2 separate regions of the Homo sapiens genome follow, and region 1 is linked to region 2. The links are chromatin loops, found by intact Hi-C in ENCODE. Cell type or tissue: sigmoid colon. All regions are shown on one strand. Links, peaks and the distances in the headings refer to the core of each region. The heading gives the core; the rest is flanking DNA.

Region 1 (8,131 bases), core at 1,922-5,921, 270 kb before region 2:
TTTCTTTTGAATTTTAAGCCTACTAAATAATTAAGAACAAATATGATAGTTTAATTTAATTTAAAGAACTCTGAACAATTCTCCTACATCTATTGCTCAGGCCAGCCCAAGTCACTCTCTTTACCTACACTCAAAATTAAATGAAACTATAATTTAAAAAATTTCATCTAATAAGTACTCACATACATGACATCTTTTCCTAGTCCTTCAAGCCCCATCAAATAAGTCAATAACTTTTATAATTCTAAAAACAATAGTTCAGTTTAGAATAAAATTATTCCCTTTGCCTCACCCTGAATATTACTTTGCTGTTTCCTTTTTACATATACGACGAATTTCTAAGTGCCAAAAACTTAGTGTACCATGTAATTAATGGGAAAAAAATACTTATTGTACTTGTCAACACCTTCTTATAAACTCTCTTTATATTTCCAAAGCAATTAAGTTATCTTCTGGCAACTCATAAAAAAAAAAAAAAAAGAAAAATCCTAAATAACCTTGGCGGCTTTGCCCTGCTATTATAACAACTAAATTTGTCCTTTTCTTTGATCTTTTCTTACTGTCCATAATTTCTTTATGTCTTTTAAATGAAAATACTTTTATAAAGGTCCCATCTTTACCTAAAAAAAGTGCATAAGAAGATAGAATTCTTCTTCTTTTAACAAATTCTCTTAATTCCATTTCTTCCTGTTTTAAGACCTCCTCCCATCCCCAAAGAAACAAATGTCTACAAAATAAAAATATTCAAACATCCATAGTATTAAGAATTCTATAATTACCAAGCTCTTAAAATCTGAGTCAGTGAAAAACATGATTATTTACAACAAGCCCCAGTTAATCATCTGCTGAACTTGCTAAAGGTACCTCTTTAGTATACTGATTTCCTCTTCTATAATGACGCAAAGCCCGCCAGTTGTACACACAGTTAACAGTAATGCGATAAAAACCCCTGCACAGGAATCACCCGGGGGACTTTCCAAATGCAGATGTTCTCCTTAGCTCTGGAGTGCAGCTTGAGATGCTGCATTTGTACCCATTGCTTAACAGAGCTCCCAGGCAAGGCTCAGACTGCTTGGCTACAGGCCCCACTTCGATGGCAAGAGAATAAACTGCAGTCTTCTTGTTGACATAAATGAGCAATAGATCAACATAAAGTTTTCCTGAACTCTAGATGGATGGCTTTTGATAAGACAAGAAATTATTCTCTTAGATTTGTCACAAAACTGTATTGACATGGCAAATATCTTTTATTTTCTTTGAGCTCTGGCAAAAAGAGGGTCTGTTTTCTAAGAAACTTTTAGCACTGGGGGATAGAAATTGCTTTTAAGTTCAAATTGTGCAGCAATTTACAATTGTACTCATTTTCATAGGCTGAGTAGCGAAGTTCCTTATCTAAAAAAGCCAACAAAACATGTCCTTGTCTAGGAATACATTAGGCATATTTTAGAAGGAAATCTGAAATTTAAAGCACATAGGAAATGGAACAATTGAAATCATCTCTTACTTGCCTACACAGTGCAACTCCATATTTAAACAACCTCCTGCTCTGGTATTAGTTGGTGTTAAACAATCAAGTCAGGAACTGAAATGTCTGAGATTTTATAGCAGTTGTAAGCTAACAAGTAAGCCTCCTACAGTGTCATAGATAAAAGGCAGAAAAAATACAAGCCCTCTGAGTCAGAGACAAAGAGTTTATTACTCATAGCAACAGAGGAGCAGAGTAACATCTTTGTTTGCACAAGCTGCCCAAACCTCAATTCCCACAGGATGACAGGAGGACAGCCAGGGGTCACCTGCATAGGTAGTGAGATGGGTTTCCAGCCAGGAGTCCCAAGATGAGGAAGTCCCTGATCTTATACAGGGGCTTCTGATGGCCCACACTCATCCTCCCCTCCAGAGAGACACAATAGTTTAATTACTCTGCATTGAAAATCTCTTCGGGAGAAGGAGAAATCTCTTTACTATCCTGGAATGCAAATAAATCTGAATAAATTGGCTGTTAATGCTTAGACTTAAATGTGAAAGATTCATAAAGAAATGTCTCCCAACAGTTGGTGGAAAAATGTTGGAAGATGACACTAAATAACAATAATCATCATCATAATACATGATTACAATATATAAGCACTTTACATGTGACATTTCACTTGGTACTCAACAACATTTCAGCAAGTTAAATTATCCTGTCCATTTTTAAGATAAGGAAACTGACAGAAGCCCTAGGTTACTTGTGTAAGGTCATAAAACTAGTAGTTTCCAAAGCTGCACAGTTATTCCTATGCAATTCTACCAGTCCATCTAAGAGACAGGGTTGCCTGTGAAGAATGAGTCAAACCAGATGTGAGCTTACTAACACTGTCCATGCAGGGATAACGTGTTGGCAGGATCATTCCATCGCGTTGCTCTTTACTTGATATAAACCAACATATATTGGCTCCTTGAACCGCATACTGTGGGAAGCAAAGACTTTTACAATCTTTAGAATACCATATTCAGAATTATTGTTTATATAGACAAATAATAAGCACAGACCTGTCTCACACAGAGGTCTGGACCCAGGAAATCTGCAGGCTTTTATAGCAGTTGCATTTAGGGAAAAGCTTCCAGCTGGGAAAGGGCTCACCTTCCTTTCCAGCCTCCTATTTAGCTATGGTTCTTCACTTTTGACTTTGTACTTACATTTATAAACTGTCACTTCTAGGACTGCTGCTTAGCGACTACAATCTGGACAAAAGGTACAACTAACTTTTTAAAAAGTTATTTCCTACAAGCAAGAGCAAAGATATAAGGAATTATATTTTGATTATTTTTTTTTCTGGTAAAAAATCAAAGACAGTATTTTATAATGACTGTGAATTGGAAAAGCTTCCACGAGGAAAACTGACTCAAAGATCCTTAACATAATCATAACATGTGCATCTAATTCTTTAGTAAGAAATGTGTGGTTTTATTAAAAGACATGAAGATCTCCTTTGGTTGTTAACTTTTAGCATATTGTCTGCAATCCATATACATTTTCCCATCATCCTCCACTGGCTTGCAGTATTTTACTCCTAAAATGTCAAACTCCCTCACATTCATAAACAAATTCAAATCCCTGTGTCAACACTTGAAATTCTGCCTGCAAATCAGAACACGCTGTGATTGAATTGCTGCTCCTATCATCTACCACTGACTCCTATCAAAGCATATAACTGGATTAGTGGGAAAACAGCTACATTATGCTTGCATTTCAGCTTTGCTAACAGCAGGCTTCCTTTCTGCAACAAAGAACAACCCTGGAGATAGTAGAAACACTCAGAAATGATGCAGCGTTAGTTCTGACATCTTATACATGATTTAAGCATGAAAAATTACTGTTATTTTTAAAAAGAATGAAAGAAACTTAGAAAAATAACCCTAAAAATGAGAGGCTACTTGATTTTTCTGTTTGGTGGCTTCTGGGCAACTTTGGGAAAGTGTTAATATAGATTGCATCCTGAGTCTTTGGATGACCCACATTCTTTTGGGTATGAAGATAAAGAGAAATGCATGAGGTCTCTAAGGAAAAATTACGGTCAAAGTTAACTATAGAACCACTCCCTCCTTCCTCAGTGCCTTATTACTATGGATTCCTGAAGTTACAAAAGCTAAAGGTATATTGTTGCTTTCCTGGACTTTCAAACAGCTTTAGAGAGAAAATAAAATACACATGCACACATGCACGCACACATACAACTTGACATTATAAATATATTTTGAAGGTTTTTTTCCTGAGAATTTCCATATCAGTAAATTGTTAAATCTGTATTTAATGAGAAGGGCCTATATGTTAAAGATAAAAATGTAATTTTACTTTTTTCTTACCAGAATGTTGCATAAGAATCAATTCTCTTTACCTGTATCAATTTCAGACAGTATATACTCAAAATAAAGCAGACTAACTCATAAGACTGAAAAATTTCTTTAAAATTATGAATTTAACGTGGTTGACACTAAAGATTATATATAATGTGGTTGACACTAAAGATTATAAATGCAAATAAGAATATATGAAGTTTCATAAGAGCAAAAGATACACGGTAAAGAAAGTAAATAAATATTCCTGAAGATTTAGCCTCATAACTTTTTGGTTAAATCTAGAATCATGAATGAAGATGGCTACACTCCAGTTCTTTCTCTTTTCTTGGAAAAATTGCTAAGACTTTTTCTACTGTTTTCTTATCCGCAATATTAAGAATAGTAGTATTATCAACCTCACAGGGTTGCTGTAAAGACTAAACAAATTACTATGAAAAACACTTAGAACAGTGTCTGCCACTTGAACATTGCTTTAAAAAAATTAAATGGCCTGTAATCCCAGCACATTCGGAGGCAGAGGCGGGCGGATCACAAGGTCAAGAGATTGAGACCATCCTGGCTAAGAGGGTGAAACCCCGTCTCTACTAAAAATACAAAAAAGTAGCCGGGCGTGGTGGCGGGTGCCTGTATTCCCAGCTACTCAGGAGGCTGAGGCAGGAGAATGGCGTGAACCTGGGAGGCGGAGCTTGCAGTGAGCCGAGATGGCGCCACTGCACTCCAGCCTGGGTGACAGAGCGAGACTCCGTCTCAAAAAAAAAAAAAAAAAATTAAATAATTACCTATCAATTATGATTAAATAGAAGGTTAATGCACAAATAACAAAAATAATGAACACGTGTTTACTTTGGATTTTATTTGTACTGATTTTCTGAGGAGCAAATCTATGTCTCAATGTAATCACTTAAAATTATTTAGTGAGTTTTCAATCATAAAAATGTATTAATGATTATTTTGAAATAATAAAATTAAACAAAAGTGTACAGTTAACAAAACTTCAGAGTGTAGTTGACAAAAAAATGATATTTTTATAGTAAATAAGAGCCATAAACAAGTAAATAAGTAACCAAAACTAATTAAGCCTAAGGAGGAACTAGGAGCTGGGACCAGTAATACCAGGAGCTGAAACCAGTAATACGTATCTCCAGAAGCAGAGTGGAAAGTCACTATGACCTCATCTTTCAAATGTCTTCCTGATTATTTATCTTTTAAGTTCCATTAATTGTGCGTGTTTCAATATTACTTTTCTGCCCTGTTTATGACATATTAATGGAGGTATTTTAATAACTTTTAACTTGAGGTACTGAGGTGCATACTTCCAGGTGAAATGTATTCCCAGTTTTTCCTACGAGTAATATATTCTGTTTTCCCATATGCTTTTAGCTCACACATTCAAACCACACCAAATGAGTACACCCAGCTTAGGATTTACAAAGAGCTGTCAGTGCATCAGTAAAGTCTGTATTAACCTGGTTCACAGAAACCACAAGAAGATATCCTGCAGTTGTGTTTCTTAAGAAATTAGTTAACAATTTTCTTCAAATAAATACACGTTTAACAACATATTTTTTTTAGGAAAATCAATGGCCTTTAAAACTGGCAGGCTTTAAGAATCCCAATGCCCATTCTAAGTTCTTTAGGAAATAAATGTTAGTTGCTGACTAAATGTTGACAGTATAAAATTCATTCAAAGCTTGCTTAATCAGAAATCATTTTAAAGCATTTTATTGATAGCATTATTCAGTTTCTAATCAAGCTAGATGATATTGATGCCCTATCCATTTTTCCATTCATGTCAACCCAACTTTTAACTGCCTGAGATTGCAGGGAACCCTCTGCTGTTGCACATGGTGGTCTGGGAATGCCAGAGAATTAACATTACTTGGGAATAGTCATCAACTTTATATACTCCAGCATATTTTTCCCCTTGGAAGGGATAACTCTAATTCATGAAATCTATACTTATTCCCAGAGAAATAAGCTGCACTCACTCACAGTGGAAACTTGTTTGAAGATGAATCATTTATTAATTCTCTGCCTTGTTTTAATTCCCACATTTCTCTAAGTCTTTCCTAGAGTTACTTTCCAAATAAACCATTTAAGCTTGAATCCTTGTCTCAGTGACTATTCTGGGGAAAATCAATCTAAGCAGATACCAACCAGTGTTCTTAGTAAGCAGACCTTCAGAATGGGATTCCAGAACTGAATCATTTCCTAAATTACATACGGCAACAAAGACCCTATTTGTACCTGGGGGCACAGTCATCACTGGAGTCAAAAAACTCCTCAGATGCTATGGCAACACAATTGCTAAGATTTTCATCTGCAGTGATCAGAATAAAATACTGATTAATGGGGATGCACCTAGCATTTGAGAGACATGGGGACAACAGTAATCATAAAACTATGAGTTGGCTGGTTGTTGAATTTCACTGAAGAAAATGATAGCCTTATGTCAGCCAACTATCAACTAAGGCCAAAGTAAGAAAGCCAGAAAACCTGTGTGGCAACTAATTAAAAGATTCTCATTTCCCATTTTGGGAAGGTCAGCATGTGCTAGAAATTTGGCTCAGAATTTTCTTTTGAGAATCTCAGAATTATAAAGTACGCTGCATTCACAACCTTGGCAGCTTTCTATGCAAAAGTCAGAACATCAATAGGCAAGGAGAAGCACCCTTTGTACTAGGATGAGGACATCTAAGTGGACTTCAGAATATAAAATTCTGGATTCCCCTATACCCTCTGGACAGGCAAAAGTAACCTGTGACCCTTAGTTAGAGGGCAGTAGCTTCTGCGTTCCTAGAGACCATAAAAGATGATGCATACTTTCCTCATGATCTGATCCTATCTCATCTAATGGCTTTAGACAACAAAAAGGCCAAGTACCATTTGACCCAGCCATCCCATTACTGGGTATATACCCAAAGGAATATAAATCATGCTGCTATAAAGACACATGCACACGTATGTTTACTGCAGCACTACTCACAATAGCAAAGACTTGGAACCAACCGAAATGTCCAACAATGATAGACTGGATTAAGAAAACGTGGCACATATACACCATGGAATACTATGCAGCCATAAAAAATGATGAGTTCATGTCCTTTGTAGGGACATGGATGAAGATGGAAACCATCATTCTCAGCAAACTATCGCAAGGACAAAAAACCAAACACTGCATGTTCTCACTCATAGGTGGGAATTGAACAATGAGAACATTTGGACACAGGAAGGGGAACATCACACACCAGGTCCTGTTGTAGGGTGGGGGGAGGGGGGAGGGATAGCATTAGGAGATATACCTAATGCTAAATGACGAGTTAATGGGTGCAGCACACCAACATGGCACATGTATACATATGTAACAAACCTGCACATTGTGCCCATGTACCCTAGAAGTTAAAGTATAATAAATATGTGTGTGTGTGTATATATATATATATATAATTTTTTAAAAAAAGGAAAGAATCCCAAAAGGTTACATGACAATAAACCTACTCAAAAGTTAAAAAAAAAAAAAAAAAAAAAAGGCCAAGTATCAACACGGCCCACCTTGAAAAGTACAGTCTCTACTCCAAGAAAACAAAAGAAGATATTTAACAAAAGAGTTGCAGGATCTGCCTAATATGAACCAGAAGATACTGAGATAATATGCCAGGGAATGGATGTTTAGGGTTATTGAGGCAAAATATAACTGGCCATCAATATGTTGTGGAAAATAAGTAACCTACAATTAGAAAACTCATGGACTCCTATACAGTTATAAATGGCATGGCTGGTTGTCCAAAGTCCTAAAAGGATCAAGATTAGAAGATGTTCCTCATACATAGTTTTGGAGAAGCAACATGAGGATGGACCTATGGAGGTAGGCATGAAGCATAAAGATGTCTTTGTTTTGCATCAATGTGTGCTAGAGAACATTCGTCACAGAAAAGGCACTAAACAATTGGGTAGATAAGATGATCTGTCCACTGGAGATCATCCAGCTCTGTATGTGTCAACTGTACTGCTTGCAAAATAGGCCCATGAATGGAGGAGCTTGATAGTAGAGAGAGAGGATACACATGGGCCTAAAAGCTCCTCCAGTTTGATGCAACTACTGCCACTGGTAAATAACCAACCCACGGGAATAGTGTGATGCTGAGTCCTCATTATAGTACCACTTCTCAAAGAAAGCAACCAGCAACTCGATGTAAAAAATTATTATATTGCATTTTACCCCCTTGGAGAAGGGGTCAAATTTGTTTTTCCTATTATGGATACAAATTCCAGTTATGGGTTCCCCTTTCTT
Region 2 (8,131 bases), core at 2,706-6,705:
AGAGATACAGTGCATCTTAATTTGCAAAATAGCTGGTACCATATTTAAACAGTAGGGTTATTGAAAGACTAAGGAAAGAATAGAAACCATGATGAATTCAAAAAGCACAACTTTCAAATGATCATGTACAAAGATGGAAAGAAATACAATAAGAAAAAAAAGCAACAGCAGCAATTTTCTAAAACAATAAATGGTAAGTTGGAATAAATAAAAACAAGTTTTTCAGTCATCAAAGTAAACATCAATGGATTGAATTTTCTCATTAAGAGACAGAAATTTTCATATTGCATCAAAAATTAAAAGCTACATATTGCTTGAAAAGAACAGCACTAAAAGAAAGTTGAAAATGTTGCAAATAAAAAGAAAGGTATGCCAGAAAAAAAATCAGGTAAGATAACACTAAAAGACAAGGTGGTTTTTAAAAATTAACCTGCTACATGCAAATTAAAAATGTCATCCTCTACTGATAACATGAAGAAGGGGAGGAAATCAGAATTCTAGAAAAATAAATCCTGAATAATAGATAAGACAAACAGTATTGTATTTCACCACACAACCAATTCTACACACAGTGTAAATCAACTAATGCCCGCTAACAGTAGAATTAATCAAAATTTAACTTGATACTTTTTTCTTAAGAAGTTTTAGTTAATCACTGCTTACATTTTGCAAATACTGGGTTTGGCTAGAAATTAAAATTAATTCCTTAGATCAATGTCACCAGGTGTTTTTTTTTTAAATATTATTTGCTTTAAAGTATGGGAATTCTAGGCACCAAAAAATTCAACAAAAAAACCTTCAAAAATAAAAAATCTAATATGTATTTTACTTGACAAATGATAAGTTTGCTTATGTTTTAAAACCTATAATTATAAATTTTAAATACAATCACTAAGAATTCCTAAAAGACACAGATAATAAATAAGGTAGTTTTAATTATTTTATATAGTAACTACATAAGAATTTAAAATAACTGTTTTAACAGTATTCAACACTGTTCTAATAACTGACAGGACAGAAGTGTTCCTGAAGTCTCTCACTGAATAGCATTGCTTGTTTGTACTTGGGTGTATGTCCTTGATAACTCGATTATTTCCTTTCATTACTTACTGCCTTTATAAACATTAATAAAATTATTTCTTCTCTGACTGAATTTTTTTTAAAAATCAAATATTTTTACCCTTGCCAGTTCTAACTCTAATTCTCCTTTCTCTCACCACTCCCAAATTCTCACAAAGAGAACAATCCGGTTCCTTAAAATAAGACATGCTTATAAGATTTTTCCCTCTCTGATGAGAACCAAATATAATAGAATGATGTTCTATCTGAAAGAAAAGAAAACTAAAGCTATTCAATCAGTAGCTAACATATAAATCAAAATATCTGTATATTAGTCTGTTCTCATGCTCCTAATAAAGACATATCCAAGACTGGGTAATTTATAAAGAAAAGAGGTTTAATGGACTCACAGTTCCACCTGACTGGGGATGCCTCACAATCATGGTGGAAGGCACAGGAGAAGCAAAGGCATGCCTTACATGGTGGCAGGCAAGAGAGATTGTGCAGGAGAACTCCCATTTATAAAACCATCAGATCTTGTGAGACTGTCACTACCACAAGAACAGTTTTGGGGAAACTGCCCCCATGATTCAATTATTTCCACCTGGCCTCACCCTTGACACATGGAGATTATAACAATTCAGGGTGAGATTTGGGCGGGGACACAGCCAAACCATATCAATCTGATTCAGTAATACACTCTTAACACTAGAAAGTAAATCAGAAAAGGCTGTACAAATGTCATCAAAGCCATGTTAGGCAGACCCCAGTCTTTCACTGGTTAATGTTAGTTGAATATTACCGAATGAGTAAACATTAACTATACCATACATGTGATTCTGCATTTATATATAAGCTACCAAGAGTACCTAGAAGTCTTTTGGGGCTCACTGCTTCTTAAAATGCATACATTATTTTCTTTTTAAAATGCTGTCACTAAATTGAGAAGTAGGAAATTACTACTGTCACACAAACACAACAAAAATGTACACTGCCAGCTTCCTCTGTAATGGATGCCTACTTATGTGGCAATTTAAAACACAGGCAGATCATAGGGATAATTCCCGTGTGTGTGTACGGCTGAGAGGAAAAGTATGGCCTGCCTTGACAGAGACTGCTTTTAAGTCTTTAAACTGTCCTCCTTCCAGTATTTATTCAGTATGCCTTCTATGCAGCTGAAAAATGTTGTTTCAAATCAGTGAGCATGTCTAAAATACTTAAGGAGGAGCAGCTGAGAATCTTTGCGGTGACTAAAACCTAGTAACTTTCCTCAGGACAGGCATTAGGTACCACTTGCTGCTTCTTAATATGCTGATTTAGCCTCCAACAGTGACAGGGCAATTGGTGTGAAATGTCAACTAAGGACTGGAGACTACTATTTAGAAGAGAAATTTGATCATGGCAGCATAGCAACACCAAGCAGCCCTGATTTTCCTTGCCAGATGACTAGCAGACATTTGGCGTCATTTAAATTAAAGAAAGAGCAATCTCCAAAAGATAGCTTCATTTGCAAAATTATAAAGCTCCAATAAACAGTTATTTGGGGAAAAAGAATGACGGTGAATACATTAAACATCTGTAAATTTAGTGAAGAATGAAAATCCGAAGAGAGTTTTCCCAAGCTCTTTGTACTATACTAGATCAACTCAGCTGACCTCCATGGTTTACTTTGCCCTCTCATATGATGCCTCTCTCCTTTCTCCTTTAATTGTGTAAGAGGTCTTGTATTTTAACTATATACTTACCCTCCATTTCTCACTAGTTGTAATTAAAAGTTGGTTAAATAAGCATGCCTTATGCTTAGAACTTCAAATGATATACTTCACTTTTCAATTGCCTACAACCTATGCTTTAGAAGCTAGCAAAAATCACTTCTTGAAATACCAACAGACCAGAATGATTTTTTTGAAAGCTTGCTAGTCTCATTGCTAATTAAAAAAGTGAATGTCTGCATGGTATCTAAGCTCAAGTTCAGAAATAAAAACTATTCTAATTAATTTTGATCTTTATGCAACTACATATGCTGTAATATCTAGACCAGAGTTTCCCCAAAACACTCCTAAAATATACTCACTTATGAGTATAAAAGCCCCAGCACACTATGTGGCTTGCAGATACTCTAAAATTCTTGTTTTTCACACATAAAAAACTAAGTAATTACAGTGAGATTAACAAAAACTCATGGATGTTACAATCTCCATCTCCATTACCAAATTCACCACACATTTTATGTAAATACTTAATGCAAGTAAGTCTAGAGAATAAAAAGGCTAGACCCCTTCTCCTTTGTTCTCTCCATGCCTTCTTCTCTTTCAATCCTTCTCTCCTTTTACATAAATTGTAACAATTAAAATAAGCTACCATTATCACTTTTCTATACCACATCTGATGTAAAATAAAACAGTAATACATAATCTCATTTAGAAACAAAAATGCCAACCTAGAACTACATGACCTCAGATAATATACTTAAAACTTTTTCATTCTATACTTCTTGGCCTTATCATATCATGTAATAATAATGAGAAGACAAATAGGAAAGGCAATAGAAAGAGGAAGAAGAAGGGACAGAGGAAGAGGGAGAAGAAGAAGAGAAAGAGTAGGAAGAGGAGAAGTCAGAGAAAAGAGAATTAAATGGAAAAATCTGTGTAAAACACTAGGCAGAGTGCCTGACACATGATAAGTGCAAGGCAGAGTGAGGAGATATGCTGCCAGAAAGCTTGGGAATTAAATGGATCTGGATACAAATACATGGGCAAAATATCTCTATAAAATTGAGACTATCAATACCAAGTATAGAAGTATGTTGAAAGGATTAAATGAGTAAATACAAAAAAGTCCTTAGTACAGTGTCTAGTATATCAGAAGCACATAAAAAATTGTTATTAAGACCTTCTATTTTAAGGTCTCATATAAGATACTTGATATTTTTAGAACATTTTAATATTTAAACTAAAAACATAATTACTCTCTACTGAGAAATCATGAGGATTAATTTCATTTCAATGGATACAATTTTTGAATCAAAATACAGTTGTTAACAAAGACATCAAAAATTATACATTATATTCATCTTTTTATCTAAACTAAAAAATACCCATTTGAGAGGTAGAAATTGATATGTGCAGTCACTTAATGAAAATGAACATTTCTGCAAGAGTCAAACTTGTTACTATCAATGACAAGCAAAAATGGCTATTTGAAAATCCACATTTTAAAGAAATGTTCTGAGCACATAAATATAACACTTGATAATTTATTTAGTTATTTTTTTGTTTAAGAACCACATTATGTTGTTGTGCTAGAAAAAAAGTGGCACAGGCAGTAAGATATAGGGCAATAAATTCTCTCTAAACCCTCTTGTAGAAAATGAGTCATTATTATTTATTATTAGACCTTTAAGTTGACGGACCTAGAATTTCTCAGAAAAGACAGTGTAAACAATCAGGGGTGACTGGTTCACAATAGACCAACATTTATAGGAGTAGCTGTAATTGGGGAGTAATGAGTCCTGAGACTAAATGAATAAATTAACCAGAGAAGGAGTAGACAGTCTTTTGTAACTAATGTCTCAGCTGTCAAGACACAACTTGGTTTTTGCTCTTAACTGGGCCTTGACAGCGTCAGCTCCCGTAGAATACAAGGACTGCCAACAGCAGGAGCACTCATCCACACTGCGGCCTGTTGGCATGCTGCCTGTGGCTGGATAATACATGCAAGATAGAGCATATGAGCTGGTATCTGGAATCAGTAACTGCAACTCTGAGGCTGATTTTTTTTTTTTAAATAAATCTGGAAGACAGATGTTTGCCCCAACCAGCCTGTTAATTCTGAACTGATTATGTTGCCAACAACAAAGGCACTAATCTGCAGAGAAAAGTATGAGTTTTTGACATTATTATAATAATTAAAAATATATCTATCATTTAAAATTAAGTCCTACTTACAGAACCATATTTAACTTATTATACTGAGTCAAATGTAACTTGGTCGCTGTCATTTAAGTCTATTAGAAATTCTGTTATTTAAAAATAAACAAAAAAGAGAGAAGGAATTAATGGAAGAATTAAAGATTTCTATTTTGTTAAAAGGAAAACAAACAATAAATAATGCACCATCTGTGGTTTTGAGGGAGACAGGGTCTCACTTTGTCACCCAGGCTGGAGTGCAGTGGCACCATCATAGCTCACCACAGCCTTGAACTTCTGGGCTCGAGTGATCTTCCCATCCTAGTCTCCTGAGGAGCTGAGACTACAGGTACATGCCACCACACTTGGCTAATTTTTTTTTTTTTTTTTTTTGAGACAGGGTCTTGCTATATTGCACAAGCTGGTCTTAAATTCCTGGCCTCAAGCAATCCTCCTGCCTCAGCCTCCCAAAATGTTGAGATTACAGGAGTGAGCCACCACCTGACTCCCATATGCTGTTAGACACTACAATTTCACTTACATGACTTAAGTATAATAAAGCAATCAAAAGTTTTCTCATATATGTGTAAAGATGTGCTATAAACAGTATTCATATCACCCACATAAAAAATAAACTATCAGTAGGAGATAGCTAAATAAATAATACATTCACAAAATTGAATACTATAAAATTAGTAAACAGATTTTATATAAGTTAATGGCTTATATAAAGCCATTTATATATATATAAAGCCAAAAACTTATATAAAGATTTTATATAAGTTAAAGTCATCTATGACTTAATGAACCTTTTAGCTCTAGCTAAAAGCACATTGTTGAAAAGCACAGACATAAGTCAGACATACCTGGGTATAAAACTTCCTCTACCTGACACTTGAGAGTGAGATGGGTGCTGGGCGCAATGGCTCACGCCTATAACCCCAGCACTTTGGGAGGCCGAGGCAGGCAGAACATTCGAGGTCAGGAGTTCAAGACCAGCCTGGCCAACATGGTGAAACCCCGTCTCTACTAAAAATACAAAAATTAGCCCGGCATGGTGGTGCGCGCTTGTAACCCCAGGTACTCGGGAGGCTAAGGCAGAAGAATAGCTTGAACCTGGGAGGTGGAGGTTGCAGTGGGCCGAGATGGCACCATTTCACTCCAGCCTGGGTGACAGAGCAAGATTCTGTCTCGAAAAAGAAATAAAATAATAAAATAAAATAGAGTCTTACCCCCTCCTCAAAAAAAAGTGAGATGGCTTTCGCCTCAAAATGTAACAGATTACAGACTGTAAGAAGACTGTATCTTATCTTCAAACACAATAACATATCTTCCTCATAAGGTTATTCTGAAGATGAAATTTGATACTGTGTATAAAGCACTTCCCACAATGTCTGGCAATAAAGATGGCTCAGCAACTGAAAGCCATCATTATGCGCCAAAAACACTAAGTTGTGAGGAATTGATGATAGCTCCTACCATCCCCAACGCCCCCCATGCACATACATACAAAATGAGATATTCTTCTAAAAAGAATGCCAATCAAATTTTAGTGTACACAGGAGAGAGAAAAGAAAACATGTTTCAATTAGACAAGGACACAGATGTTAGGAATCATTTCTTAAAAAACAAGCTAAGTGGCCGGGCGCGGTGGCTCACGCCTGTAATCCCAGCACTTTGGGAGGCCGAGGCGGGCGGATCACGAGGTCAGGAGATCGAGACCATCCCGGCTAAAACGGTGAAACCCCGTCTCTACTAAAAATACAAAAAATTAGCCGGGCGTAGTGGCGGGCGCCTGTAGTCCCAGCTACTTGGGAGGCTGAGGCAGGAGAATGGCGTGAACCCGGGAGGCGGAGCTTGCAGTGAGCCGAGATCCCGCCACTGCACTCCAGCCTGGGTGACAGAGCGAGACTCCGTCTCAAAAAAAAAAAAAAAAAAAAAAAAAAAAACAAGCTAAGCAACAATAATGGGGTTTTACAATTGTGGAAGCTTAATCACTAAAAATATTTGAGAAAAGAACTGCCAACTCCCTTGCCTTGGTGGCTTAGACATTCAACTGCAAGAGATGAAAAGACCAGAAAACTGAAATTCCAAAATTCCCAAATTCCATCAAGATTTATGATTTTGGGCCGGGCATGGTGGCTCACACCTATAAGGCCAGTACTTTGGCAGACTGAAGTGGGAGGATCCCCTGAAGTCAAGAGTTTGAGACCAGCCTAGGCAAAACTGGAAGATCCTGGCTTTACAAAAAAAAAAAAAAAAAAAATTAAAATTAGCCAGACATGGTAGCATATGTCTCGCTACTCAAGAGGCCAAGGCAGGAAGACTGCCTGAGCCCAAGAGGTCAAGGTTGCAGTGAGCCATAATAGCGCTACTGCACTCCAGCCTAGGTGACAGAATGATACCCTGTCTCAAAAAAATAATAAAAATAAAATTTAAAAAGATTTATGATCCATGATACTTTAATTAAAGTGACAGAGCATTTCATCATTCTAATGATAAATCGTATCAGGAGATTTTTTAAAGAATCATAGAAATCTTATCTTGCGAATGCAGTTTTTGACTTTAGAAGCTTTAAACAATTATGAAGAACAGATGCAAAGAACACCTGTGTATATAAAAAAGCCAGGATGGGTTTGGGCATCTCACAACGGGCTTCTACCTTCATGTCATTCAGTAAAAGTTAGCAAATGAATTTACAGAGGAAGGTTTAGAGTTTATTTCATTCTGTGGGGAGATAATAAGGGGTTAACAAGGAAAAGGGAAAACTAAATATCAAGAGATTAAAAAACAAAGTTAACATTTAGGAATCAGAACACCACTTTTAGTCCAACTCTATAAATGGCTAAATGTTGTTTAATGTTACCAAACATTACTTGATCAGATTGTCTTTGAATTTATGGGATACCATGAAGTTCTCTTTAAAGATTCCATTATGTGAAATAAAGAGGTTGGCCTTGGATCAGCACTGTTTCTCTATATTTACTTTCACCCAAAACACTATTAACTAGCACATTCAGATCAGAGCATTTCTGTTGAGGCGAGCTTGCTATGTTGTTAAAAAAAAAAAAGAGGTGAAATGACATACGGATTTTTTTCTTTTTTTGCCTCACTTTGGGATTATCTTTCAACAATCATCAAGGATTTCACAGACTCTCAAGTCC

The links. A loop is a pair of places that touch in the nucleus more often than their neighbours do. Peaks named below come from ENCODE experiments on the same cell type or tissue, not always from the same donor. Only the 100,000 strongest peaks of a DNase experiment are listed, where the experiment ranks them.
Region 1: a loop joins it to region 2, with 5 times the contacts of the local background. A loop is called at or near these places in 1 of 110 quality-filtered maps.

Annotation. Positions count from the first base shown.
Region 1 is chr7:82,048,663-82,056,793 of GRCh38, forward strand. All of the region lies in intron 10 of CACNA2D1 (calcium voltage-gated channel auxiliary subunit alpha2delta 1), which reads right to left. Among named protein-coding and RNA genes, the nearest start is that of CACNA2D1-AS1, 44 kb to the left of the region's middle. In sigmoid colon, for the core only: no CTCF peak of the experiment used is centred there; no DNase peak of the experiment used is centred there.
Region 2 is chr7:82,315,239-82,323,369 of GRCh38, forward strand. The region is part of intron 3 of CACNA2D1 (calcium voltage-gated channel auxiliary subunit alpha2delta 1); the gene reads right to left. LOC107986813 (a long non-coding RNA gene) reads right to left here. Exons shown (of 2, transcript XR_001745254.2): 2 at 8,027-8,131. Among named protein-coding and RNA genes, the nearest start is that of CACNA2D1, 120 kb to the right of the region's middle. In sigmoid colon, for the core only: no CTCF peak of the experiment used is centred there; a DNase peak (open chromatin) is centred at 4,733.